2 separate regions of the Homo sapiens genome follow, and region 1 is linked to region 2. A link is an interaction called in ENCODE POLR2A ChIA-PET data of the cell type or tissue named here. Cell type or tissue: Caco-2. All regions are shown on one strand.

Region 1 (2,500 bases), 550 kb before region 2:
TGCCAGGCACTGTACTGTATCCTCTGCATCAAGAACAGTTCCTGACTTGGACAGGCGCGGTGGCTCATGCCTGTAATCCCAGCACTTTGGGAGGCTGAGGCGGGCGGATCACGAGGTCGGGAGATCGAGACCATCCTGACTAACACGGTGAAACCCTGTTTCTACTAAAAATACAAAAAATTAGCCGGGCATGGTGGTGGGAGCCTATAGTCCCAGCTACTCGGGAGGCTGAGGCAGGAGAATGGCGTGAACCCGGGAGGCAGAGCTTGCAGTGAGCCGAGATCGCGCCACTGCACGCGACACAGCAAGACTCCACCTAAAAAAAAACAAAAAAAAAACAAAAAAAAAAAAACAAAAAAAACAGTTCCTGACTCAAAAAGGTCCTCAGGAAACATCACAACAGCCCTGTGAAAGCTCTATTTCTGCTTCTTAGAACAGCTTTACTGAGATAAAAACCACACATTCTACCCATTTTACAGGTCAAGAAATCAAGACAGAAACAGAAAGCTTCAGTAATGTGACCAAAACCACATAGCTGACTCCGGTACCCACTCTTAATCCCTGTGTTAATAAGCCTAATACTGATGCTATCTTATAATAATCTGCATATGTTTCTCTCTCTCCCCATTTCTCTGTGAGTTTCTCAAGGGCAACACATTTATCTTAACTTTGGCTCTCCAGCACCTAGTACAGTTCCTGGCACATGTGATAAATGAACAAATGAAGAAATGAATGAATGAATATCATTCAGCAATACATATGAAATCCTTTTTAAAAATATGAGAATATTAAAGGAAACCAATGTTCTTGAGGAAGAAAAACTTATGAAGTGTAATACACAGAGTCATGAACACAGGCAAAGCACAAAATAAATCTAACTCAAATAAAGCAGAGCCTGAAGAATAGTGGTTGAGGGTTTGTTGTGGCAGAGGGCTGGCACAGAGAATGCTCTCTGTGGAGTAAACTATTGCATGGCTGAGGCCTGCAGTCTGGGGGCAGAAACACAGTGCTGCAACAGTCAGTAGGTTGGTGTGTGGGAAGTCTGAGTGTGGGATGCTGGGACAGGTGTGGACAGGGCGGACGCACAGCCGGAGCAAAAGTGAGGGTGAGTATGGAGGCAGGCAGGAGACTCAGAAAGGGCTATGTGTTTTGAAAAAAGCTTGAAGGGGTAAAAAGGAGTTAGGAAGGCAGAGGAGGAATGATATGTGCTTGGGGCAGAGTCAGAGAAGATCAAGGAAAGTGAGAAGTGACTTCAAATATTTTAAACAAACTGTGCAATAAGCAAACATTTCTGGAGTTTGCTCTATACGAAGAGTGTGATGGGTGCCAGGAAACCTGGTGACTCAGATAGTCTCTGTCCTCAGGGAGCTCCCAGTAAACAATTACAAAATACAGGAGGAAAGTACAAAGGAAGCAGACCTAGCCCATCAGGGGAAGCTGACACCTGAGTTTTGAACAATGAGTAGGTGAGGCTGGGCAGTCCAAGGCTGTGCACAGGTTGGAGGGCAAGAGAGAATGGTGTGCTGGGGTGGGGCTGTGTGTACTGTAATTAGCTCAATATAGCCAAAACAGGGCAAGAGCTGGGAGGAGTGACAGGAAAGAGAACACAAAAGGGGCTCCCGTGGATGCTGGTACCACTCTTCCTTAATCTGGGTGCTGGTTACTCAACGTTTCGTGAAAATTCACGTATCTGTACACTAATGAGTTATACATTTTTCCGTATATATGTCATACTTCAATAAAAAGTTACAATCCGGCTGGGCGTGGTGGCTCACCCCTGTAATCTCAGCACTTTGGGAGGCCGAGGAGGGTGGATCACAAGGTCAGGAGTTCGAGACCAGCCTGGCCAATATGGTGAAGCCCCATCTCTACTAAAAATACAAAAATTAGCCGGATGTGGTGGCGGGCGCATGTAGTCCCAGCTATTCGGGAGGCTGAGGCAGGAGAATCTCTTGAACCTGAGAGGTGGAGGTTGCAGTGAGCCGAGATCACGCCACTGCACTCCAGCCTGGGAGACACAGCAAGAGTCCGTCTCAAAAAAAACAAAAACAAAAAAAAAGTTACAATCCAAAAAGTCTCAGCAAGCAGGTAGGAGTCAGATCACGGAGGGCTAAGCTTGCACAGTCATCCAAAAACATCTACCTACAGGCCCAGACAGGATACCTGAAATCATGTCTGAAATGGCAGCCTCATGTGGGCAAGAGCTAGGGCATCACGCTGGCCTAACCAGAAGGAACTGTGCCAAGAGGACTAAGAGTTTTACCCCAAAATGATATAACCTACCATTTGCTAGGGCAGCCCAGATGCACAGGCACTAGGCTTTCTATATAAGCCTTGATATTTAGCCTTATCCTAGGGATATTAGAGTAAATCAGTCAAATGTGTATGTACATTGGCTGTAGTATCAGGAAATTTCATTATCTACTCAATCTAGCTTTGAATATGTTATGTTTTCTAACTCTCTATTTGTGTCAGGGTGGGGGCCAAAAGCCTCAGCAAG
Region 2 (2,500 bases):
CTACACCCAGGCAGCTTTATTTTATTTATTTTTTTGTCTGTAGCATGGAAACAATGAGCATGGTCTGCCCCAGAGAAAGTGATTAAAGGCCTAGCACATAGTATGAATTTAAAGAATGTTTTATAACATATATATTAAACATTCAAGCATGTTGGAGGTATGTGTTAAAAAAATGTATTGATGGAAAGTGATCAAAATAATTTTTGAGTCACTGTGTGGGAGTTAAATTCACAAACTTTGGCACCAGAGAGAGAGAGAAACTTTCAAATTATAGCTTTTGCTGTGTGACCTTAGGTAAGTCACTTAACCTCTCTGAGCCTCAGTTTCTTAGTAAAATGGTGATGCTAGTGAAACCCATTTCACAGGGCTAGCATAAGAATAAAGTAAGATTATTTAAGTAAAGAGCCGAACACTGTTTCTGGCCTACAATAAGTGTTACCTATAATAATGCTATCATTGTCTCACTGTTCAATTTTCAGGGCTCTAGTATATGAGAGGGGTGCTTGGGAAATAGCTGTTGCTGCTGCTATCTGTCCATGATGGATCTTAACCTGATTAGAAAGGCCTCCATGTGGCTGGGCGTGGGGGCTCGTGCCTGTAATCCCAGCACTTTGGGAGGCCAAGGCAGATGGATCACTTGAGGTCAGGAATTCGAGACCAGCCTGGCCAACATGATGAAACCCTATCTCTACTAAAAATGCAAAAATTAGCCAGGCATGGTGGCACCTGCCTGTAATCCCAGCTACTTGGGAGGCTGAGGCAGGAGAATTGCTTGAATCCAGGAGGTGGAGGTTGCAGTGAGCAGAGATCATACCATTGCACTCCAGTCTGGGCAACAGAGCGAGACTCCATCTCAAAAAAAAAAAAAAAAAAAGAAAGAAAGAAAAGGAAAGAAAGCCCTTGATGTAATGAGCTCTGTGTAAGATAATGTGGATGAAAGTGGACCCAGACCCTACCCGCTTAGATGGAAGGCTCACAGCATTCAATTCCAAATTGGTTCAATCGTACACTCTTTTGCCCTCTCTTATCCATCCCAAAGTACCCTTCAAGCCTTCAAGGGAGAAAAAAGGCAAAGCAAAAATATGCACAACCTCACTAAGAACCAGAAAAATGCAAACTAAAACCAAAGAGAAATGCCATTTTACACCCAACCATCTGATAATGCCAAGGGCTGGCAAGGATGTGAAGCGAGGGAATTCTCATACACTGCTGGGAACGTAAATTGGCACAACCTTTCTGTAAAACAGTTTGGCAATATCTAGTAAAACTGAAGATGCATATACTTTATTACTCAGAAATTCCACTGTCAAGTTTGCACCTACAAAAACTCCCACATATGCACAAGGACTCGAGTATGAGAATGTTCATACCAGCACTGTTTGTAATAGCAAAAAACTGGAAAAAACTTAAGTGTTCAGCAACAAGAGAATGGATACATAAATAATGATCTATTCCCAAAATTGATTTTTTTTTTTGAGACAGGGTCTTGCTCTGTTGCCCAGGCTAGAGTGCAGTGGCATGATCATGGCTCACTGCAGTCTCAACCTCCTGGGCTCAAGCAATCCTCCTACCTCAGCCTCCTGAGTAGCTGAGACCACAGGCACAACCCATCACACCCAGCTAATTTTATTTTTTTTGTAGAGATGGGGGTCTCACTATGTTGCCCAGGCTGGTCTTGAACTCCTGGGCTCAAATGATCCACCCACCTCGGCCTCCCAAAGTGCTGGGATAATACCTCCCCAGCCGGAATATTTTAAAGCAGTGAAAATGAATGGTCTACACATAGCCACATGAATGAATCTTATTAATACATTAAGTGAAAAAAGCAAAAGGTACAGAGGAATACATACATTTTAATACCATTTATATAAAGCTCAAAATATGTGAAATACCACTATCTATTGTTTAGGGATATATACATAAGTAGTGTAAGTATACAGAAATATAAGGAAATGAAAAATATCAAATCTTCATTTTCATCTGAAGTGGTTACTTCAGGGGCTGTGGCAGGGAGAGAGAGATGCAGCTGAGGAAGAGTCCATAGGGGGCTTCAACTATATTAGCAATATTGTATTTCTTATGCTTGGTGGTGGGGATAGGTATGTTTGAAATGTAATCCTTTAAGCATGAAATAACTCTTCAAAAATGAAATATTTCAGGCTGTGCACAGTGGCTCAGGCTTGTAATCCCAGCATGTTGGGAGGCTGAAGTGGGCGGATCACCTGAGGTCAGGAGTTTGAGACCAACCTGGCCAACATGGTGAAATCCCATCTCTACTAAAAATACAAAAATTAGCCAGGTGTGGTGGCAGGTGACTGTAATCCCAGCTACTTGGGAGGCTGAGGCAGGAGAATCGCTTGAATCTGGGAGGTGGAGGTTGCAGTGAGCCGAGATCACGCCACTGCATTACAGCAAGACTCCATCTCAAAAAAAAGAAAAAAAAAAAGAAAAAAGAAATGTTTCATAATTTTTAATAAAAGGCAAGACAATATAAATTGGT

Evidence for each region. Peaks named below come from ENCODE experiments on the same cell type or tissue, not always from the same donor. Only the 100,000 strongest peaks of a DNase experiment are listed, where the experiment ranks them.
Region 1: POLR2A ChIA-PET joins it to region 2 with 6 read pairs; 2 of 35 experiments call an interaction of 5 or more read pairs at or near these places.

What each region holds. Positions count from the first base shown.
Region 1 is chr20:34,620,482-34,622,981 of GRCh38, forward strand. The region is part of intron 6 of PIGU (phosphatidylinositol glycan anchor biosynthesis class U); the gene reads right to left. Among named protein-coding and RNA genes, the nearest start is that of PIGU, 55 kb to the right of the region's middle. In Caco-2, no CTCF peak of the experiment used is centred here; DNase peaks (open chromatin) are centred at 1,063 and 1,430.
Region 2 is chr20:35,167,676-35,170,175 of GRCh38, forward strand. The region is part of intron 4 of MMP24-AS1-EDEM2 (MMP24-AS1-EDEM2 readthrough); the gene reads right to left. Among named protein-coding and RNA genes, the nearest start is that of PROCR, 3.1 kb to the right of the region's middle. In Caco-2, no CTCF peak of the experiment used is centred here; no DNase peak of the experiment used is centred here.